Linked DNA regions of Mus musculus: all the other regions are linked to region 1. Evidence: chromatin loops called from intact Hi-C (ENCODE). Cell type or tissue: left cerebral cortex. All regions are shown on one strand.

The links. Peaks named below come from ENCODE experiments on the same cell type or tissue, not always from the same donor. Only the 100,000 strongest peaks of a DNase experiment are listed, where the experiment ranks them.
Region 2: it touches region 1 in a loop (2.0-fold over the local background); 12 of 42 quality-filtered maps call a loop at or near these places.
Region 3: it touches region 1 in a loop (4-fold over the local background); 9 of 42 quality-filtered maps call a loop at or near these places.

Annotation. Positions count from the first base shown.
Region 1 is chr11:57,641,667-57,649,666 of GRCm38, reverse strand. Galnt10 (polypeptide N-acetylgalactosaminyltransferase 10) reads right to left here and starts at 4,225. Exons shown (of 12, transcript NM_134189.2): 1 at 3,950-4,225. The coding sequence starts at 4,108. 4933424L21Rik (RIKEN cDNA 4933424L21 gene) reads left to right here and starts at 173. Exons shown (of 4, transcript NR_153850.1): 1 at 173-347; 2 at 572-945. In left cerebral cortex, CTCF peaks have their summits at 4,253 and 6,448 (motif pointing left); DNase peaks (open chromatin) are centred at 4,327, 4,446, 4,871, 5,182 and 1 more place; H3K4me3 peaks cover 1,860 bases; H3K27ac peaks cover 704 bases.
Region 2 is chr11:57,691,545-57,699,544 of GRCm38, reverse strand. All of the region lies in intron 1 of Galnt10 (polypeptide N-acetylgalactosaminyltransferase 10), which reads right to left. Among named protein-coding and RNA genes, the nearest start is that of Gm46282, 11 kb to the left of the region's middle. In left cerebral cortex, no CTCF peak of the experiment used is centred here; a DNase peak (open chromatin) is centred at 3,092; H3K4me3 peaks cover 320 bases.
Region 3 is chr11:57,545,148-57,553,147 of GRCm38, reverse strand. No RefSeq gene overlaps it. Among named protein-coding and RNA genes, the nearest start is that of Gm51895, 9.2 kb to the left of the region's middle. In left cerebral cortex, CTCF peaks have their summits at 2,683 (motif pointing right) and 4,058 (motif pointing left); a DNase peak (open chromatin) is centred at 4,051.

The DNA.
Region 1 (8,000 bases):
TAAAACCTGATTAGCATTGTCTGCCCTGGCCACAGGTGGGTGGGCACCACAATGATAGACATTTTCGTCTTTCTGAATCTACAGGCAGCTCACAAGTGAGGACGACAAGGGCCAGAGAGGTTAAATCACTTCCATGAGGTCACAATGGGCTTAGGGCAGGAGAGAACCAGTCAGACCTCTCTCTGTACTCATCCTTGGCAGACAGCAGGCCCAAGAGGAGGAGGAGGCAGGAGCAGATTTGCTCTGCTAAGTCAAGAACCCTTCCCCGGGTGGCATCAGATTTCATCTGGCCAAGCTGACAGAGAAGTGATTAGCAGTCTAAAGGATACCAACTCCACCTTGGAAAGGTAAGGAAACCACTCCAGACCACATTGCCATGGTACTTAACTTGCTGACGGGTAAGTCTTCTACTACCAGGAAGACTGAAACCGGGGGGTGGGGGTAGGGAAGGGTTATCGATTTCCAGATGTTCTAAGAACCAAGTTTAGCTCTGACTCCATGAGAAAAAGACCTGATACTTAAAAGTCATAGACACTGGAATTCCATGATCCCACCTTTCTCTACCAAACAGATGCCATGACCCAGAGAAGCCAGTTCTCTTCCTGGCTCAGAAGTGGGAGGAGCTGCACTTGGGATTCCTACTGTGGTATTGAGAACCAGCTCCCAGGCTCTGCAAGATGAAAACCAATCCTAGAGTTAAACCAAGATGTCAGGCCGGCTAGGGAGTGGGAAAGAGAAGGAAGCCCAAGTTTAAACAAAAATGGCCTCGAGGCCGGCTTTCTTTCCTTACTCAATCTTGCGACTTTCAGAAGAGCCAGCTATGTGACCAGCGAGACTCCGAGCACATGACGTTCACTTTATGAATCAAATGTCCCGCCTGGTGGCTCCAACAGGACCAGGATGAGGCACCACAGGGCAAGGCATCAGAGGACTACACAAACCCAGGTGTGCCATCTCACAGAAAAGCCACTAGAAAGTCTCACGGTAACAAAGAGCCAACAGGTGCTGATCTAGAGAAAGGTCTCCTGTAGCCAAGGTTGGCCTTGAACTCCAATTCTCTTCCTGTCACTTCCTGAGTACTGGAATTACTGACGCGCGCCACAGGCTGGTTGATGTGGCGCTGAGGACTGGCCACAGGCAAGCACTCAATCAACTCAGCTACCTTCCAGACCAGCACTTATTTCTACCAGGAAGATCACGGAGATGACTCGACAGTGCCAGAGTGCTGACTGGTTCATCGGTGTCCCAACAACTCTGGGTGCTGAAGACGGTTTCCCAGCTAGCCCCTGACAGAGAGGGGTGGGAGAAGCCGGCTTCTTTCCTGGAGGCCAGCTGACATTCAGGAGAGGGATTGGAGGGTTCTGCATCTGCAGGAGAGTGGAACACAAAGGGGCTGTGTGGAAATTTGGCAGACTGTACCAGACAGGCAGCCCATGAATGCTGAATCCTGCTGCACCTACCAGGGCCCATCCTTGGGAAATATTTCCCTTCTGTGACCCCCAAGAAGCAATGATAAGTGCACGAAAGCCCTCCATACTCTTAACTATTTCTTCCTCCTCTCTGTGCCATCCCAGAGAGACAGACAAAAAACCAGAGCATGTAAACCAGCCCTCTCAATGAGTCCAGGTAGCAATTCCAAGAGGTACTCAGTTGCTGTTCCTCCTTTCTCTCTCTCTCTCTCTCTCTCTCTCTCTCTCTCTCTCTCTCTCTCTCTCTCTCTCTCTCTCTCTCTTTCTCTCTCTCTCTCTCTCTCTCTGCTCAAAAGGTGGCCATACTGCATCAATAGCCTTTTGTACAGTCAGTAATTCACCGTGAAAGCTAAGGCCAAACTGACAGTTAACCTTGACCTTCTTGTTACACATCTGGCTCTATAGAAAATGAAAATTAGGATGTCTCTGGCCTTCACAGCAGAACTCTCTCCACGCAGAGGCAGAATGTCAAGGGCTATTTTAGAACTGCTCACAGCTATTCTGTGGGAGAGTCTGACCTGGCTGGACACACCCCCCTCGGCCAGGGCTGTGTTCAGCAGAGCATCCCAAGATAGGACTGTTATAAGCGACCTCAGGAAAGGAAAAAGAAGTGGCCCTGCCCCACTGGCACATTGGCAGCATCACAGAATGTTGGCATCAAATCATACACACGGAGCAAGCAAGGCTCAGAGTGGGAGATCAGACTCATCAATGCACAGCAAGTCAACAGCTGAGCTTAGAACACGAGTCTGGCCTGCCGACACTGGTGCCCCACAGGGCAGTAACAGAGGAAAGAGGTTTCCCACAGAAAAACCCCACTCAGACAAAGAGTTTAAGGGAGAGAGCTCTAGACCAGCTTTCAGAATTGGAAGCAGGGATTTAGAAATGGGGTTTCCTAACTTTCCCAATAGTAAGATCTACCAGATAGACAGATCACCCGGGCCTTGAGGATGATTTACAAGTTACCAGAGTGACACGCCAAGTTCAAATTGATCCGCTCTGTAGACCAAGACTCTCCCATGCCCAAGAAGCCAGAAAGCCCTAACACTGGAAAGGTGGGGAGTGTGGGGGGCGGTAAAGCATCAATCTCAAGAAGCCAGCCTCTTCCCTCAAGGCCAGCCAGCAGTCAGTCAAGGCTGACCCTGGCGCACATCTACCCACTTCCCACAGGACCAAGAAAATCCCGTAAGCAACTCTTAAATGTCCCACTGGAGGAATAATTCAAGTGTAGCGTGCCCACGCTTGCCAGGAGCTGGGGTAGGGAAGCTGGGATGGCTGGAGGAAAGTGACAGAGTTCATCTAAGCCAGGAGACTGCTACTCCAAGTGCACGCACTCGTGGACACACACACACATGCACGTACACAATGCACACACACATACATACATACAACTTTAAAGAGGCAGACCATCTCAATTTTGTCTACAAGAAACATCTCTCATTAGTACAAAGAAGGAAGGCTGGAGGTGTTCTGTCCTGGGGGTGTTTGACACCTGTGGCTCTGAGACATTTGGAGAGTCCTCCACCAGAGCTGCTAGACTCATGTCAAAGGTGGCAAGTTCAATGGGGCCTGGGCTCAGTATTCTCGAGAGAGGCACAGAATTTGACTAGGATAAAGACTGGGTGATGTGGGAGGTGGGGAGAGAGATGGATCACTTGTTTAGAAGCAGTGGCTGGTCTTCCAGGTTAGATTCCCAGCAACCACACTGTGATTCAGAGCCATCTGTAACCCCAGTTTTGGGGGAGCCTGTGCCCTCTTCTGACCTCAATGAGCACCATGCACCTGTGTGGTGCAGACAGACATACATGTAGGTAAGGTACACATACACAGGAAGGAAGGAAGGAAGGAAGGAGGGAAAAGGGGAGGGAAGGAGAAGAAGAGAAGAGAAGAGAAGAGAAGAGAAGAGAAGAGAAGAGAAGAGAAGAGAAGAGAAGAGAAGAGAAGAGAAGAGAAGAGAAGAGAAGAGAAGAGAAGAGAAGAGAAGAGAAGAGAAGAGAGAAGAGAAAGCTCGCTCCAGATGGGAGACCTACGAGTGCCTGTGCAGACAGCAAACCAGGAAGGATCTGGTCTGACTTGAAACATTAGAATCAGCAGGCGAGAGTGGAGGCTAGGGGCAGAGACTATCTGAAGAACACCGACAAGAAGGACCAGAATCTCCACTCTTACCTCAGAACAAACAATCCAGGGTGGCACGAAGATGCAGGTAGGATCCTCCGAAAAAGAGAGAGCTGAAGAGGCCGGGAATTATAGACGGCAATAAGAGGAAAGGGGTAAACTAAGGAAAGGGCCTGGGGTTGAACACTGTTTTAGGCTGGAGCAAGAGCCTGGATAAATCTTTGACCTTCCCTAAGCCTCGATGTTGCCATCCCCAAAATGGGATGCCTCAGAGCAGACACGAAGGATAGGTAGAACAAGGAACTGCAGGGTGGGAGCGAAGTGGGAGAAAGAGTACTCCCAACTCTCGGCCGCAGACTACTCACCTGAACCGCCGCGGGGGCCACCGCCGCCCCCAATCCCCCAGGGCTGCCGTCGGGCTGCCGCTCGCGGTACAGAGCCCAAAGCCCCACGTTGGGCAGCAGGACCAGGGCCGCCAGAGCCAGAGCCACCGCCTGCAAGAGCCGCTTCTCTTTGCGCCTCATCGGGGCCGGTCCGCCCCGCCGCGCCCGCCCCCGGCTTTGCGCGTCCGCCCGTCCACCCGGCGGCGGCAGCAGTTCGGCCAGCAGTAGCGGCCGCGACGCCGGCCCCGCTCCAACTCCGCGGCACTTCCGCTGCTCGCCGGCGGGGGAGCCGGGCGCCTCCACCGTGTCACCGCCGTGGGGGTGCGCTCCAACCCCATCATCCCTCGGCATCTCATTCCACGTCCTGCACCTCGCCTTCCGCCAACAGATGCACGGTTGAGTCCTATTCGCCTCCATCCTTCAATTCTTCATCTACTCATAGAGCATCTCCGTCCTCCAGGATGCAAGAGGGCCCCGGCTCCTGATTGCTACACCCCCCGTGGGCTCCAATGGTGCGTCCTGCTTCTCCACTGCTCCCCGCCCGCTGCAGCTTTGCCAAAGTCCCGGAGTTAGGGAGTTGGGCGCTCGCAGGGGCCGCGGAGCACGCGATCGGGAACACCCCGGGGAATTCGCGTGGCTCTCTGCAAGTTCTCAGCCAGCGAGAGCCCCGGGACTGTGCGGACATGCTACAACCGACTGCGCTGGGATGCTGCAGTCCACTCTTTTCCCGGTTCTGCCCCGGGACGTGCCAACCAGACCTGCCTTTGACCTGGGGACTCCCCACAACCTGTATGCAGAGGGCACCTTGCGCATCGCTCAGTGGGCGGCTGGGTTTCCATCCCCCTCTCCAACCTGTGGAGTGCTGGATGTTCCGTCACTAGTCTGGGTTCTTTGCAAAACCATCGAGGAGATGACCGGAGCCTCTTTGCGAGAGCTATTCTTACGCACATGCAAGCCAGTGGACTTGGACTTGGACTGCTTCTGGACACAGTGCCCCAGAGCACGTTCCCGAAACCTCGTGTCCTTTCCTCTTTCGAATTCAAACCACCAGCGAGCGCCCACAGTGGGTCCGATACTGGGCCAGGAGTGAGGAGCAAGGAAAAGCAGAACTCTCACTGGAGCCTGGGCGGAGGGGTGGGGTGGGGTGGGGTGCGCAGAACTGAAAGCTCGGCTGTGCATAGCAGAACTAGGGAGCCTTGACTTGTCCAAAAATATCTGGCTTCTGAGCTGCTGACTTGGGCTCACATGAAGCCTGTGGGAGCCTCCTCTGCTGCGCGCCTGTCTTTTAACAGCTTGCTCCTGGATGCCCAATGGCAGCCCCCTCCTCCCCCTCCTCTCTTGCTTCCTCTTTACTAGCCTTCCTGCCAGCGCGCGCATTGACTCTATCCTCTGCTTCTGCAGCGAAGCCACTGAGCCCTGTGGCTACCACTATCCCGGGACTAGTGCCCTAAATTCTAACCTTGCAGGTCTAACACCAGACTGAGCAGTGATTTTTTTTTTTAAATCTCATCTTAGGTCACTCACATCATTGCAGTTAAAGTCACAGTCCCTGGGTTGTATTTCCCTAAGGTCAAATATTTCCTTCCCCCTCTGCCTGGCCTTTCTTTCTTTGGTTCTGCTGCTAGCTTTGTATGTTCCCCCAAGTGGTGTTGACCATACAAATTCTTGCACCTAAAAAACAAACAAACAAACAAAACCCCCAAACCTCTTTGTCTATGTCAGGGTACACCTCTATGTCTAAGGAAATCACCACCTCTTCCTTCAAGTCTCCCCAAACCCATCCCCCTTGCTGTTCATCAGAACATGGCGGGCACTCCCACATCGGGACCTTTGTCTTATCACCCATACCTAGATGCACCCTCTGACCATCCTTCTGTTTATAAATCTGACCCTTACATCTTTAAAAAATAATAATCTTATAGGAACTGAGAGATACCTCCATGGTTAAAAGTACTTGCTGCTCTTCCTTCCAGAGAACATGGGTTCAGTTCCCCAGACCCATATTTGTCTCCTGGCACCCACAGGAGACAGCTCACAACTGCCTATAATTTAGATCCAGGGCATCTGTTATTCTCTTCTGGCCTGTGTGGGCATCTGCACACTTACGGTGCACAGGTGTACATTTAATTACATACACATATATAATAAATGTTTTTTAAAATAATTTATAGTGTGCTGTAATACACATAACAATTTTACCATTTTTAACCATTAAAAATTATTTTTTATTACAGTGTGTGTGTGTGTGTTTTCCCACCCAAAAGGATGAGGGATGCTTCTAAGACTCAGGAAGTAAACTAGTCTCACAAGACTCAAGAAACTTAAAAAGTTAAAAGATGGGCTGGAGAGATGGCTCAGTGGTTAAGAGCACTGACTGCTCTTCTGAAGGTCCTGAGTTCAAATCCCAGCAACCACATGGTGGCTCACAACTATCCATATTGAGACCTGACGCCCCCTCCTGGTGTGTCTGAAGATAGCTATGGTGTACTTACATATAATAAATAAATAAATAAATCTTTTTTTTTAAGTCAACTTTCTTCCCCAAAGTTATGTAAACTGAAACAATCCTGAGAAGAACAGACCCTCAGGATCAGCCATGCTGTCTTTCTTCAGGGTGTCCAGGGAGCTCCAGGGTGCATGAGCTATCATCCATACTGGTATGGGCTTTTTTTGTGATGCCCCTGAAAATAGCCCAAATAACCAGTCAGCTGGCCTTCCTGAAGTAGACTTAGATGACATCATTTCTTTGGTATGTGGTCAGTGTCCTATCTGTGACAGACATTTACTCACATCTCCCCAGGAGAAGTCACACATGCATACCCTATGTTTGTTTATCCAGTTAGCTGTTGATGGACATTTGGGCTATCCCCATCAATCCCCAGTTATGAGTAATGCTGGGTCCTGTCTGTGTCCGGTGCTGTCATGAGTTTGCAGCGTTGGTGTAGTTACATGGCACTGCTTCTCCACCCTTGAGCATGGTGAAGGTAGCAGTATCTATCATGACACTGTTGTAAACACTGTGGCTTCCCTTACCTTAGAATAACTCATGAGAGGACTGCGGAGATGGCTCAGTCAACAAAGCACTCGGCTCACAAGCCTGAGGACCTGAGGACCAAGCCACAGAACTGATTAAAAAACTAGGATTACAGAAGTGCATGCCTGTAATCCCCAGTGGTGGTGAGGGGGGATGGACAGAGGAGGAGCCTTAGAAACTCTCTGGTCAGCTAAAGCAAAGAAAGAAGGGGGAAGGTGTCTGTGTAATGAAACATCAAACTTGTCCCCAGACCTCCACATGCATGTGCGTGCACACACACCAATAACCCAAGAGACTTCTTAGCTCAAAGCATTTGGGGTTGGCACATTGGTGGGAGATTGTCTTGGTTATTTTTTTAATATTTTTATTAGGTATTTTCCTCATTTACATTTTCAATGCTATCCCAAAAGTCCCCCATACCCTCCCCCCCTACTCCCCTACCCACCCACTCCCACTTTTTGGCCCTGGAATTCCCCTGTACTGGGGCATATAAAGTTTGCAAGTCCAATGGGCCTCTCTTTCCAGTGATGGCCGACTAGGCTCTCTTTTGACACATATGCAGCTAGAGACAAGAGCTCCGGGGTACTGGTTAGTTCATAATGTTGTTCCACCTATAGGGTTGCAGATCCCTTTAGCTCCTTGGGTACCTTCTCTAGCTCCTCCATTGGGGGCCCTGTAATCCATCCAATAGCTGACTGTGAGCATCCACTTCTGTGTTTGCCAGGCCCCAGCATAGTCCCACAAGAGAGAGCTCTATCTGGGTCCTTTAAGCAAAATCTTGCTAGTGTGTGCAATGGTGTCAGCGTTTGGAAGCTGATTATGGGATGGATCTCCGGGTATGGCAGTCTCTAGATGGTCCATCCTTTCGTCACAGCTACAAACTTTGTCTCTGTAACTCCTTCCATGGCTGTTTTGTTCCCAATTCTAAGAAGGGGCAAAGTGTCCACACTTTGGTCTTCGTTCTTCTTGAGTTTCATGCGTTTAGGAAATTGTATCTTA
Region 2 (8,000 bases), 50 kb before region 1:
GTGGGAGGAAGAGGCTTGCAAGATTCAGGAAGCCAAAGAAACTCAGAAGGCTCACGAAGTTCAGAAGCTTAGGAATATCAAAGGTCCCTCACCAAGACGGTGTAAATACCAAACCCTCCCTAGGGGTGGGAGTTCTTCAGTGGAGCTGCCTACAAGTGTGTAGAGAGCTCTGCGAGGCATCATCCATGCTGGGGTGGGCTTTTCAATGATGCAACCTCCTTTAAGCCATTTGTGTTCCTGTAAATAACTAAGAATGTGCACTCGGGTGCACACACACACACACACACACACACACATATACACGCACACGCACGCGCGCACGTGATAGGTCACTCCTCTTCTTTCGTCTGTGGTCAGCACCTTATCTGGGGTGAACAGATTTGTCCAAATCTGTGCTACCTTGTTTTCTATTGCTGGGCTAAACACCATGATCAAAACAACTCTGGGAGGAAAGGGTTTGTAGTCCATTATCATGGGAAGTCGGGATAGGAAGTCAAGGCAGGAACCTGGAGGCAGGAACTAAAGCAGGGGCCGTAGAGGAATGCCACTTACTGACTTGCTTACCAGTCATGGCTTTCTCAGTCTGCTTTCTAATACCGCTCAGGACCAGATATCTTCCCAGGGATGGTTCCGCCCCAAATGGGCTGACTCTCTCACATCAATCATCAATCAAGAAAATTCCCCACTGACATGACCAAAGCCAATATGATGGAGATAAATCCTCAACTGACCTTTCTTTCTTCTTCCCAGATTATGTCTAAGTTTATGTCAAGGTGATAAAACCAACCAGCACCATGTCTCCCCAGAAGGGTCAATCCTCCATTCTTTCACAGCTGAATAACAGACTACATCATGGGCACACTGTTCTATACACAGCCACTCACTAAGGTGATAACACACCGTGCTGAGGTCTGGTGTGGCTCTGGGTTTCTGATTCTCTTGGGTCTATTCCTAGGAGTAGAAATTCTGGGTCACGTGACAACTCCACAGAGCACCTTTTCAAAGAGCTGCGGATGTCTCTAGGGCCCAGCTTCTCCACTTCCTCACTACCACTTGTGATCATCCGTCCGTCTCCACTCTGTGTGGATAGCCATTTCCCCTCAGAGCAGGATCCATCGTAGCGTTCAGCACAGTGCTCCACTTTGGTTTCTGTAACTAGCTCAAACACCATCTGACTGTCGTCTGTGATATAACATGGAAGGAAGAAGGGTGGGACCTAGTGCCCAGGATCGGGGAGGGGTTCGCTCCGGTTCTGGCTGAACCCACAGAACACCTTTCTCTAGCCTATCATGCCAACAACATGGAAGTTCTGGGGTTGCAACCTCCAGGGATTGGCGCTGAGAAAATGATCCTGTAGGTTCTTGGCCACCGGGGAAAACCATCACAAGCCTTATTTTAGGAGAAAGCCAAGGGAAGAACAGCAGGCCAGACCGAGGAAGCAGGAAGCTGAAGGGACATGGAAATCAGAGTTTGGCCTCTAAGTGACCTCGGTGATGTCTGCTTGCTTCTGATGCCTTAAGTGTTGGTTGGGGTTAACTGGAATCAGGGAGTATCCTGGAGAACTAAAATCTCCACTTCCACCATGGTAATGAGCTACAGCATCCACAGCAGCAAGAACTCACGTACTTAAGCCAGAGGACAGAACTGGTTAGCAGGAACCCAGACCTGGCTTGACCAGGCTCTTGGTATCACCAAAGAGGAGATGTAGTCTGCACAGGATGCCTTCGCTAATGCTGCTGCTGAGACCTCAGACTTCCTTGTTCAAGGAAACAGGGCAAGAAGGCAGAGCTGCTGCTACCGCCAGCACTGTAGCCAGTAGCTTCTTACTTGGGGAACATTGTTGTTCTGCCTCTGCTGCCTCTCTTGTCCCCAAAGGGCTGAGCAATTCCCACTTAATGGATGAAGGCTCCTGAGTTTGGTTAATGAATTAATTCCTGAACATAATTACACTGTATCCAGTCAATGCCAGATAACTGCAAGGCCAGGGGCTCTAAACCATAGGCTCCAGAAGGGACTCTAGACCAGGGGCTCCACAGAGGGCTGGGTGAGTAGGGATTCCCTTTACATTTTCAGCTAGACTAGAAACTTGACGGAGCCTACGGCACAAGGATGCTGCAGAAAGCGAGGAGTCCCGGTGAGGACCCTACCCTGGGCTAGTTATCTGTCTTGGTGGGGAAGGTTACTCACAGAGGGTGTGGCTTTGAAGCCTCCTGCTCTCTCTAGCCAACCTAGGCAGAGGAAGGCACATGCCCAGGGAAGCAGGAATGAGACTCTACCTGGGATTCTCTAGTGGGGAAGGGCAGGGAGTATGGCCTCCTTCCCAGGCATGCATCCAGTTCCCAGGAAGACTTTCATTCTGAGCTAGGTTCCAAGCCAACAGTGCCGTTGGGCTGCAGCAAAGGGCCAACCCCTTCCTCCTGCCTGGGATCCTGATTCTCCATCTATGACCTGGGCTGCTCTCCAGCTTGGAAGCCTTTGTCTTTCTTCCTTTTCCTAGCAGACAACAAAGTGGGCGTGGGAGAGTTTCCATGGTGTCCGGTAAGACTGCAGGAACAACATGAGGGATTCTCCCTGGCTGGCAGGACACAGCTATTTAATAATGAATTCCCCCTGCCCTCAGTCCCCCAAACCTCACACTCCTATGTAGTTAGCCGGACCACCCATAACTCATTCCAACAGGAGGCACATGCCTGCCTGGTCTGTGCTTTCTGCGGAGGCTGCTTCACCAAGCAACATTCACTCCTTCTCTTTCGCCTGACATTGCCTACGATCTATTACCAATTAATTAAACCATAACACATTGACTCTTGGTTGTGATCAGCATAGAAATTTACAGATCTGGGGAGGTCACACTGAGCCTCACGAAGAAACTAAAGAGAATTCCCTTTACAACAGTATTAAACTGTACAGCACCAGAACGCACAGCTGGCAGCGGCTCCGTGTTGAAGACTTGGAAGAGATCCCTTTTGCCACTTCGCTCCCCTGAGAGACAGGCGCTTTTCAAAGTTATTTCCTGAGACTTGAGTGGTTTTGACAATTTTCTGATTTGCTTGAAATGAGCGATGACGAAATGTCTTTAGAAGCATCTGCAGTCGTTAAGGGGGTGCGTCCTGGATTCTGCCACTGTCTCTCGAAAGAGGAAGAGAGGAGAGACTAATTAAATGGAGCCGGCTCAGCCAGGAGCCTGGCTTCCAGAGGCACAATCTCCCTTGCCAGGCTCAGGGCAGCTGCGTGGCTGCGTTAGCTTCAGCCCGCCCGGCCTAATCCTCCTTCCTCTGTGACAAGCATTCCGACGGTGTCTGGAATAATAATGCAATTACAGAGAGAAAACACCTCAGCCATGAAGGGCAAGGATTTGGAGCTGTTCAAACATAGGACCGGAATCAAAGCCAGCAAAGGGTGGGAATTAGGGGAGAAGGCGGTTAGAACTCTATTACCATTCCCTTCATCTCTCTCTCTCTCCTCTCTCTCTCTCTCTCTCTCTCTCTCTCTCTCTCTCTCTCTCTCTCTCTCTCCTGAAGTGAACATAGTCTCCTCATCCTTAGGAAACATGTTCTGAGACACACACGCCCACCCTATGAACATCCAAAATGGCAGATGATGCTAACCCTTTCTATGAATGCTTTATTCTGTATGTATGAACCTGGGGTGAAATTAATTTAGGAACTAGGCAGTGTAAAGATTAATAAGAGCAGTGAATTATAAAATGATACAATTATCTATAATAAAGTTAGATAAAACCAATGAATTGTTGATTTCTGGAACTTGCCACTTAGTGTCTCAGAAAGGGAAACTTCAGACTCAGAGGGGAACTTAGAGGGGGAAATATCTGCCTGAAGCCATAGCATAAGGCCAGCTAGCCCAAAGTAACCCCTGTGCCTTCCCTGAATTCCCTAAAGACCCTCAAATACATTGCTCCCAAAGGGCACATTTTCCTTTGTTTTCCCTTTCTACAGTTGTGCCTTGGGTTCTGATACAAACCCTCTCTGTGGTAAGGGGGAAAGATGCAGGACAGATGGACAGCAATTATGCCACATAAACTTCATGTCCCATAGACAACACAGGGACTATATACAGAAAGTGCTAAATAAATGCTTGCCGAGGGTTAAGAAGTATACTCCAGCCGGGCAGTGGTGGCGCACGCCTTTAATCCCAGCACTTGGGAGGCAGAGGCAGGTGGATTTCTGAGTTCAAGGCCAGCCTGGTCTACAGAGTGAGTTCCAGGACAGCCAGAGCTACACAGAGAAACTCTGGCTCGAAAAAACAAACAAACAAACAAACAAACAAACAAACAAACGTATACTTCATGTGTTTATGTTAAGTCTAACTTGGCCCATTTTAGTTTGAAAGAAAACCATCCTGCAGGATATTCTGAGTGCATGAGGCTTTATAACTTGGGTAAAAATCACAACCATCCAAAGCCAAAGCCACAAACCAGAGCTATGGTCTGCAAGCAGCATTCCAGAGCACAGAGTTCATTTTTGGATTATTTTTTCTTTGGGAGGGGCATAAATCTATAGTTATAGGTTTAAAAGTTTCCACAATACAGTAACATCTAACGAGTCAGTATTTTTGAGAAAAGCAACTGTACTTTTGCTAGGGTTGACCTTACCAACGACTCCATTTCAAGAGGGAAACACCAGAGCGGCAAGAGATGGACTCTTGACAGGAAGGGACAGGTAGACCACCGCTTTAGTGCCAAGAAGGCAAAGGGAAGCTGCTTCCTCTTAAGTGACAAGGGCCATGGGTTGGGACGGTGAGCCGTTGTGTTGGCATCCCATTTATCTGCTGGTCAAAGTCCAGAAGACTAATGTCCCAGTGCGAGTCTACAGTGGACAAGTCATGAGAAAACTTGACTGACTCATGCGGCAGAATCAAAACAGATTCATTTTGAAGACCTACTTAGTCTCTGGCTTCTCCTGGCAAAGTCCAAACATTCCCTGGCATGAAGGCTTAGTTAGTGGTGAGCTAGTCATGGAGAATCATGCCTGTAATCCCACCACTGGGGAGGCCACGGCAGATGGGTTGCCATAAGTTTGAGGCCAGCCTGGGCTACAGAATGAGTTCCAAGGCAGCCTGAGCTATAATGTGAAGCTCTGTGTCTTCCAGGTCTCATCTATAAAACTCCCCTAGAGTCTTACATAACACACACACAGACACACAGACACACAGACACACACACACACACACAGACACACACAGACACACACACACACAGACACACACAGACACACACAGAGACACACACACAGACACACACAGACACACACACAGACACACACAGACACACACACACACACAGACACACACACACATGCAGAAGTCAGATGGGAGGGCAGTGTAAAGCCTCTTGTCTGTGTTCATCGTATCAGCATGTCGTTAGTGTGAAGAAGGGTTCTAAGGGAAGGTGTTTTAAAAACAGAGTCAAACCCGGGAGGCGCCAACAAGTCGATAAAGCGCGCTCAAGCAGAAGCCATTGCTCCCTAAGGATGGCAGGCGAGAACAGCTCTGCTCTTCTAGGATGCTGTGTGAAGACCCCAGGAGGCTAACGTGCACACCCGTTAGTCGCACATGGGCAGGAAAGCTGCCTTTCCCCTCTCCATCACAAAAAAGTGTTGAGTTTGCTAAACTTCCAAATGGCCTTTCATCTTGAGAGGACACCTAAACTGTTTACCAAAGATAACCTGCTTCTTTATATTCTGAATGTTTTCTGTTTTTGTTTTTTAGTCTAGGCTGGCTTCAGAACTCTCTATTCAGGGTGATCTTGAACTTTCAGATCCTTCTGCCTCTACCTCCTTGAGTCCCACGGCTGCTTGCACAGTGCAGGGGATCGAACTCGGGGTCTAGCGCATGCTAGACAAGCGCTCTACCAACTGAGCTACGTACATCTACAGTTCTTAACGTGGCAGCCCTATTTCCGTGGCAACAATCTGGGATCCTTGAAACAGATGCTTCTGGGATTCTGTGGTGCTTGCTGACTATTAAGATATCTGATGCTTTAAATTCAAAAGTAGGTGGCTGTAGACCCAGCCTTCATCTGCCCCTTTTCTAGGGCCTGTAACCTGATTTTGGAGAACGGGCACTTTCTCTGGCTGTTTGCACCTGAGCTTCCTCATTCGATGCCATTGTAAGCTCCCCACCCCCATCACGAGAGGAGGTGTATAAGTAACCTGCAGGACAGGAAGAAGGTGCCAAGGTGGCCTGTGACTTTGGCCACATGCAGCAGGAGGGCAGCTGAGCTGGAGATCCCAAGTCCAGAGCTGCTGGAAGCTTCCTGCTGCCTTGAAGGAGAAGGGCCTTCTTAGAAGAAGCAAATGATACCCAGTAGAGGTCACAGAAGCCTTGAGAATCCTTGAAACTCAAGGCAGCACTGCCCTGGGTCTTTTCCATTTTTTTGGCTTCAGCAGCTGAGAGGTCTCCATTTGCAATAACAGCATCTTTAAAACAAGAAACACTAGGAAGGCAGCCACGGTCACGGCCCACACAGAGCTAATGCCTGGAAACACACAAAGTTCTCTGAAGACCCAAATGTCCACTTTCCCTGAACAGGCGGCACAGATGGCAGGGCCAGCAATGGGCACCTAAAGTTATGTGTGACAGCTGCGCACCGATGCTGGAGGCTGTCTGTCTCATCACAGCCCAGCCAGCCCTTCCCCCTCACAGGCGGCAGCCTCACTGGACCACCTGCCTGAAGGAGGCCTAGAAGGGAGGCAGAGGTGTGCAGGCTGGGCAGGCACTACCAGGGTCCTTCCTGCTCCCCTGCCTGATGCCAGTGTCCGTCCTCCTACCCTGCCTGATGCTGAAGCTGAGCCACTGGATGACGGAGACGCTTGGCTTCCTCGGTGACAGCCTCAGAACGGTGGATTCTAAGTCACTGAGATGCGCAAATGGTAACAGTGTGTGAGTCAAAGCCAGGAGAGAGAACGGGAGAGGAGGGGACAGTGAGGGAAGAAGAGGGGTGTGAAAGAGTGCCACCGTGTCTAACATGTATGTAAGACCCAGTGGCAGGGCAGTCAAACTTTTCATGTTGGGACACAATGTAGTTGTCATCTCCAGAGTTCATACTGGAAAACCTCCCAGTAGGATTTTTTTAAAAAGTCACCTAAGTTCTCAGTTTTCACTCTCTCATGTTGGGGGCACATTCATAGCTCCCCTCAGAGTTCCCATCACACACACAGTGAATCAAACAGGCAAGGGAGCTACAAAGAGTGGGGTTTCCAGTTTGTCTGGAATTCAGGAAGACCCGCAAGACGACAACACTGCACGACTATTGCTGAGCCACCAAGGCTCCCCATAAGCCCAAACACTATTGGAGAAGCATGGGGAGGGTTGTCATAAGAAGAAGCAGGAAGTGATGGGGACCGGTGGCTCTGTCCTGAGGGCAGAGTCCCGGCACAGATAACAGCAGCAGGCAGGGAGAGGGCCACAGGCTAGGTGAGGACTACAACCTGTGTGACCTCCAGCCTCAGCCCAATCCCCCCCCTCCCCACACACACAGAAGCACTACTCCAGAAGAAAGTGGGCTCATACAAGTGGGCTCACACGATCAATACATTCTGGGAAGAGAAAATGGGGGGCTGGAAGTTTATGTCCAGCAACACTGGCATACAAGGTCAAAGGACACAACTACTACCAACACTAAAGAATATAAGGCAAGCTCCTCCCCGGAGCCCATCAGAGAGTTTACCAGAAAGAGCCTTAGGGAGCGAGGCCACCTGCAGAGATGTCATCGGTATACAGATGGCAGAAACATAACACAGCTACCCCCGGACTAAGCAAATGAGCACTAAGGCAAGGTGAGAGCTGAGAGGGAGAGATACCTATAAACACCTGAAGGGGGACAGCAGGTGCAAAGAGTGTCCAGCGCTTTCCAGCCTGCTGGGGTAATGCTGACACTGCCATCCTGATACTGACAGGACTGCTGTCCAGGATAAGACAGGGTAACTAGCATTCTCCATGTGCTGAAAGGATGCACAGAACACGGAAGGAAGGAAGGGAAG
Region 3 (8,000 bases), 97 kb after region 1:
AAACCATACAATAGAGTGGGAAGGGCGTAGGGCTGCCCTGCTGTCCTCACGGAGGGTCCAGCCTGCCCATCTCACTTCTCTGTACCCCCCTGTGCACACCCCTGAGGATGCAGAGGTCAGCCTCAGGTGGTCCTCAGGAGCTGTCCATCTTGGCTTTGTTTTTTGGTGGGGGGTTGGGTTCCACACCCTACATCCCCATTCGGAGGATTGAGGCCACATCTTCATGAATGCCAGTCAAGTACTTTACCCTTGCCTACCCTCTGCTAGTTCCCTTGCCATTTCAGACATCTCTCTCTGGCCTAGACCTTGCCCATTTAGCTAAGCTAGCTGGCCAGATTGTTTCAAATACTCACCTGTCTCCACATCTCCAGCACTGCGATTATAAGTGCATGCTGCTACACCTGTCATGCCCAAGTAGCAGGGACCCCCAAAGACCACCGAGGAGCCAATTCCGGTGCAAACACACAAGGGTCTTTTAGTACGAGGTCACGAGTAAAGTCTCTCACACACTCACCATCGCAGTGGGTCAGAATGAGAACCCCAAGTTTAGGGGTGCAGGGTTTTTATTGTGGTTACAGCAAACTTGGCGAGTTTCCGTACAGATAATCAAGTTAATATTTTTAAAACTGCATTTCTGGCCTAATCTGCAGTAAATAAACATGGGGGCAGGACCACCTCACAACCAGGATAGTCAGGTTATCTATTCTCTGCAGAATGTCTTAGGTTATCTCTATGTACCTTGGTCCTGCTATTGTAGCCTGGCTGTTGCTAAGGAGGTTGGGGGGGGTAGTGGTCATCATAGGTGTGATTTTCCTCCTGGAATTAGAATTTAGCCCCTGCTCTTACACAAAATGGAGATTCTTTTAAAAATGGGGTCGGTTGCACACAAATAGCCATGAGGAATATCTAGGTACTCACAGGGGGCCCAGGGACCCTCTCCTTCTATAGAAAATGCCTAGTCCACAGGCCTGATAGCAGTGCGTTCTTGCAAGGAGGCACCAGTGATCTCATGAAGATGTTGGCAGAATCCCTCAGATGGCCGAGTCCTACTAGACAGAACTCAGATCCTCATACCTGAGCTGCAAGTGTTTTACAGACCATGCCTTCTCTCCAGCTCTGAAGAGCTCTAGAGGGCTGGCACAGGCACCATTTCCCATCATGACTAATGTCCAGTGGCAACAAGGCAACAGGGATTCAGTGCTTGAAGGTTTTCAGGAGGGGCTAATCTAATTGCCTCAGGGTTGGGGAGGGGGGCAATAGTGAAGGACAGGTAGCCTGGGTCTCTTCCTCTCCCTAGCTTGCAGGCACTAGATGGAAGTGGAGGTGGATTATAGAGTGCTCCGAGGAAATGGAGATAAATGACTTTAGATTCAACATGATAAGAAGGAAAACCCGACTTCTTAGACCCAGGAGAGACCAGAGCTGCATCAGGAAAATGACTTGAAATCTCAGAAGTATGAGCTTGGGCTAGAATCGCAGGTGGGTAACGTTGGCTGTCTTCCTCAGACATTTGAGCTGTGCTAGGAGCATTCTCTACTTTGGAATTCCCAAAATTCAACATAAAGGTCTTTTCTCTCTGAGTTAGGTTCACTCCTCTAAGAAGGCAGTTTTAAAGATAACCCTGAAAACCATGTCTAAGAGGACTGGTTCCAAAAAGCTGCCCTCTGCTTTGTATGCATAAGACCGAGTATGTGAACACAACTAACTATGGAGCCAGTCATAGACACAAAGGGTTCTGGGAAAGGAAGTCTTATAGAGAAACGACAGAGGGAAGCTTTAGGACGCGAGTGTTTGCCTAAAGAAGGTACCTTAGTGTCGACCCTGCCTAAAGTTACCCAGGGATTAAAACAATCCTGGTGGGGCCAAGTGCCCCCACCACAGCCTTGACTGAGTCATGTTTCAGGTCATGTTTCCACGGTTCCAGTCGTGTTAGAAGGAACTGTAAGGTCATCTGAGTCAGAGTGGTAACAGGCAGAGCTGGGGTGGGGCGCGGTGGAGGTCAGGACATAGGGTGCTGAGGCTGGTGTGGCCAATAGGAGCCTCCTGATGTACAACTCATGACATCCCTTGATACAATCTTCTAAGCATGAAGCTTTCCTGAAATTAAATGCTCACTAAGGCATTTTGCAGCTGGCATACCAAAAGCCATCTACACTGTCACTGTACTGTGTACTACTGCTGTGCCCAAGTGGGTAGCTTAGCGCTAAGAGGCTCTTGATTGGAGAGTGGGCAGCCCCAGTCTCCCCCCCCCCCCTTTCTCATTCACCCTTCTCTCCACTTTAATTCTCTTGATGACTAGGGCAGCTTTTAGCCTTTCCTAGCCTTATTTCTCCGTTCAAATCTCAGAGTGGGAGTAGAAAAGGTGAGCTAGTAGGAGGGGACAGTGGCTAAACAATGACTGTCTCAGGATCCCACAGCTGTGGGGAGCATGGCTCCAACTTCACCACGAGCAAGCTGGGGAAATCCAAGGCCTCAGACCAATCATAGCACGAGGATGTTTTTATTTAGAGAATGGTCTGTGGTATGGCTGTAAAGCCTGAGGGGACACATTGAGAGGTGAGGCCAAAGTGCTTGCCTCTCAGAGCTTTGGGACTCTTACCTTTTAACAAGGTCTCAGGATAAACTACAGGGCTCTTTGTCTTACTATTTTATACGTACGCTTATGTGTACCATGTGTGCAATGTCCACAGAGGCCAGAAGAGGGCATGAGATCCCCTGGAATGGGTGTGGGTGGCTATAATAAGCCCAATGTAGGTCCTGGGAACCAATCACTGTCCTCAGCAAGAGCAGCAAGTGCTCTTAACCTCTGAGCCATCTCTCCAGCCCAGGGCAAACTCCTGTTTAATGAGTCCCACCAGGCTTAAGTGCTTCAGTCCTCCCAAACTTTCAAGGGAAACACTGAAATCATTTTGTGGCAGGAAAATCAGCAGCTGGCAGAGGACAAACGTGTTGTAAAGCCAGGTGGCTTTTCACTGCCCTTCTGGCTCCCTCTATGGCCTGTTCTGCAGAGGATTCTCCCATCCTCTTAGGGGGCCTCAGACTCCTCGCTTAGCCTGGCTTGGGCAGCAGGTTACTCAAAACTAGTGAGTATCATTTGAGATAGTGGGAGAGTAGAACAGGCCTCCCCTCATTGATTTTCAGGTGGATTAAATGAAATTAAGTTTGTAGTGGGTTTCTGAGCCCATGGTGAGGGTTTCCGGAATGTTTAGCTAATATGCTTAAGAGGCATGCAAATTGTATGCAAATGAACCGGTGGCTCCCCTGAATTCCAAAGCCAAGAAAATGGCTCTGATAAGATCTCTTCTGGCTTTCAAGTGCAAAGTGAGAGCTAATAAGTCACCTCCTGTTATCTGGACACTTGGGTGGCTCACAGAACGTTATCAAGTATCCCAAATGAAGAGACACAGGTGTGCCAACCACATTTTTCAAGTAAAATCTTGAGTCACACATCCAAAAGTGGGTCGAAAGTTTGTCTGCTTGTTTTAAAATTCTTAAGCCCAGAATTTTTGTATAATATGTTGTCATAAAGAACAATCGTAGGTGAGCTTCTAAGGAGAACTGGAGCCGCGTATGTCTGAAAGTGCTTGTGCGTGTGAGGGCTAAAGCACAGGGAAAGAGCCGAGGACATCCGGGGGCACCTTTGAGCCAGGCTTCGTGCCTGCCTGTGCTCTCCGTAATTCTTGGGAATCTAGTTTCTGGATGTCAACTCCACATGTTCACTCTAATTGCAACCCCGGACTGGGCCTCCTGAGTCTGGCCGAATTCACTCTTTCCCCCTCCCCTTTTCTCCCCGGGAGCTGTTGTCTGTCCATGCGTTGTGGCTTTGTTAAACTGTCCTCACCCTGATGCCTTCCTTGCAGAAAGCTTACCGAATATGGCTTGCAGCTGATCTCCCGGAGCTGCCCCCAACCAGATCTTGGAGATAATAATAAACATGCATCCATACCCCAGCTGGGCCTGATTGGTGGCTGTTTCCCACCCAGGAACGGGAGCAGCTGGCTGATTATTAAGAGCATGTGCCCCTGGTCCTATCAGTGGCACCACAGCGGCCTCTGCTGGCTGCCCCTGGAACTACAGTAAGTCTGATCTGGGTTTCCATTAGTCCATTTATAGCTGTTGAGATTTGCTGTGGACCAGATGTGGTTTGACATGCTGTGGAAACAGCAGTGAGAACAGATGTCCTTGTGTTCATTAAGTTTATGCTTTAGAACGGGTGGGGCTGAAAAACCAAATACACATATGTGTCAACACATGATGGATGATGGGATCTATGGAAAAGGTAAAGTGGAAGTGAGGGATACAGAGGGAAGGAGGGGAGCAATGTGTGTGTGTGTGTTCACTCGTGTGCCGTGCATTCGTGCGTTTGTGCCTGATTGCCTGTCCGTGTATTCTGTCACTCTCTGCCCTATTCCCCTGAGGCACAGTCTTTCCCTGAACCTGGAGCTGAAGCTAACCCAAGCCATCAAGCCTGAGCAAGCCTGTCTACACTTCCTTCAGCACTGGGATTTTGTGTTTGAGCCAGACCAAGCCTAGTTTTCTAAGTAGATGCTAAGGATCCTAACGTAGGTCCTATGCTTGCAACAGCAAGCACTCTTACCACCAAGCCTCTGGACAGGCTGGAGGGCGGTGATTTTACATAAGCTATTGGAGAAGCCTCATATGATATGGTGGCTTTAGAGGTGGCAGGTGGGGATCTTGAGGCAGAAGGAACAGCAAAAAGAAAATGTGAGTGTCTAGCTTGATTAGGATGAAGAATGTTAGTGTATCTGGCATTAACCAAGCCCATGGAGAGTAAAAGAAGATGCATTCTGAGAGGTGGTAGGCAGGCTGTGCCAGGAAAGTAGGCCCTTGCCATGGTGCCCAGACCTGGAAAATTAGTGACCCCAGGAGGCTGGATAGAACACAAATGATCAAGTCCTGTGCAGACTGAGAGAGTCAGGCATGCACCAGTGGGGCAGAGCTGAAGTGTGGGAACTGCTAGCTAAAGGGGGGTGGGGGTGTACCAGGACTTTGGCTTTTATTCAAAGACAAGAAACCAGCTAAAGTTTCTAGGCAGGAGAATGATTCGATTTGACTTTCAGAGGCAGACACACCCATGCCAGCTTTTGATTGGTCTGAGATGTGGTCTGGACTCTGCAGTTTCTACAGCTTACCAAGGGGTTCGAATGCATAGGCAGTTATGTCATGTTGGTTTCTAGGTGGAGAGGTCATGGGGTCATGAGAAGAAGCAGGGAGCTGAGCCAGAAGGCATGGCTGTCAGACAGGACAAAGGTGGCTCGGTGGCAGCAGTGAGGAGACAAAGGCTGTGGGTTCTGGCTCTAACTTGAGGCTGAAACAGACGCTTGCAGCAGATCTGAGGCTGGGTTGGCTGTACACGGGAAGCAGAGTTCGGAATGGTTGTCTTTACTCCAAGGTTGCTTTTCCCATTCCAGAAGAGGGGAGGTTGGAAGGGCCAGGAGTTTGATTTTAAACACATTATGCTTGAGATATTTGTTGGTTTGCTTTTGCTTTTTGAGATAAGCTGTGTAGCTCAGCTGTTTTGGAACTCACTTTGTAGACCAGGCTAGCTTGAACTCACACAGATCTGCCTGCCCCTGCCTCTGCCTCCTTGCCCCAACTAAGACGTCTTTTTTGAGGCCCAACTGGAGGTGCTGCCTGGGCTTCACTCAGTGGAGGTGACCAGGCTGGATGTGGAAGCCCTAGGTGCCAGTCGGTGTTAAATGACTCAAAGCCAGATGAGGTCAGTTAGGAGGGAAGAAAACAGACAAACAAAGTCCCCATATTTCTGAGGCAGCTACTGGGGAGTGCCACTACAGGAAGGAAGTAGTTACCTCAGGGACCAAAGAGAAAAACTATAGCAAGGCAGAAGAACGGTCAGAAGCTGATCAACAAGATGGAGGAGGATCTCAGGGTTCAGTGGCATGGAAGCACAGGGGACCACAGTGGCAGAAATCTCAGCACAGGGATGATGCAAGGGGCAGAGTGGGAGGAGGGAAACTGGAGACAAACAGGTTATTGGAAAGTTTTGTCTAATAGGAAAGAACCTGAAAGCTCTACTCATTGTTGGGAGGAGTCTCTACAATACTGGGGAATGAGTAGATATTTTAATAAGAACAAATGTTTATTAAGTGTATTTTTATACTCTCCTCGCTGCCTTTAATGCTGCACATGAATTATGCTCCTCCAAGCACTTCTTCCTCTCCGCAGAGCTCTGGAAAGCTCTGTTGCTGTCTCTAATTTACTGACAAAGGAGTCTGAATTCTAGAGAACGAGTTTTCATCCCCCCAGGCACAGCCAGAGAGACGGGAGAACAGAGGTGACTCCAGAGGCAAGGACGCCGACAGCAGAGATTCCCCTCACCACCTGAAGAGCCTGTAGCCCTGTGCCAGTTGGAGGAGGGGTGCTCTGTATTCACACTTGAACTTTGATGGTCCCCCAGAAGGAGCACAGTAGCAGTCAGTAATTGGTTAAAGCAATCATAAGCACGGCACGATGTACAGATCCTCGGGCTTTGCACAGCATCCCGGGATATTCCTCTCTGCTGTGGTACCCTGGCACTGTGTGACTGCACACAGGCCTGCTTACCGCCTGCATCACCCCCAGGGCTCCCATACAGAAATGCAGGGGCCAGATGCTGATTCCATGGAAAACATCTGAATGTTCATACGTCCTCCTCCCTTTCTGACCGTGAGTGGCACCCCTCTGTACCAGGCTGCAGGTCTCTCCAGGGTTGTGAACATACTGCTGTGACGGTTTGTATCCATAGTAGAAGCATCTGTATTGAAATAGGATCTGTATCGAGTTGAATAGTGTCCTCCAACTCATGACTACCTGGAGACTCAGCAAATGACATTTAGAAATGGGAGGTTTGCTGGTGTGACTGGTTAAGATGAGGTCATACTGGATGAGGGTAGGCCATACTCCAAGGACTGGTCACTTTCCCTCTCTCCCTCCCTCCCTCCCTCCCTCCCTCCCTCCCTCCCTCCCTCCCTCCCTCTCTCCCTCCCTCCCTCCTTCTCTCCTTCCCTTCCTTCCTCCCTCCATCTCTTTCACTTCTCTCTCTCTCTCTCTCTCTCTCTCTCTCTCTCTCTCTCTCTCTCTCTCTCTCTCTCTTTTGATTTATTTTATGCATACAAGTACACTGTAGTTATCTTCAGACACACCAGAAGAGGGCATCAGATCCCATTATAGATGGTCATGAGCCACCATGTGGTTGCTAGGAATTGAACTCAGGACCTCTGGAAGAAGAGTCAGTGCTGAGCCATCTCTCTAGCCCTCCTTTCTCCTTTTAATTTGAGATGGGAACTTGTTCCCTGTGGAGCCTAGGCTAATCATCCCTCCTCCGTGGAGTGCTGGGATCATTGGTAAGCACCATCATGCCTGGTTCCTTTCTTTTATGAGACATTGGAGAACCACGAGGAGAAGGCAATGTGATGATGGAGGCAGAATTTGCAGTGATGAAGCTACAAGCTGGGAAACATAAAGGGCTGGCTGGCAAGCACTGGAAGTTAGGGATAGCAAGAAGGGTCCTTCCCTAGGCCTCCTAGGGACAGCATGGCCTCAGCTACATCTAGATCCCATAAGTCAAACTTCACATTTGTGAAAGAGGGTACTGTTAGAGATTGGTTCTAATGCTTTGATTCAGTCAGGAATCTGCGTGTACAAACGCTAAAGGTCCTTGTCCCCAAATGGTTTTTTGATTGATCAATAAAATGCCAGCAGCCAATGGTTGGGTAAAGAGAGATGGGGAGGGACCCTTAGAGTTGCTCAGGCTAGGACGAAGTGGAGAAGAGGAAGTACCACCATGACTCGAGGAAGAGATACAGATGGATGAAGGAGCTACAAGAGAGAAAGCCACTGAGCCATTCAGGTGGGTGGCTACTCGCCACTTCCCTGACTGGGCCTGGGGTAGCAGAAGTAGGTCTAGGAGTGCCCAGCCTTTGAGGTAGCCTAGACATTTTAAAATTAACTGGAGTGTATGTGTGTGTGCGTTTTCTATT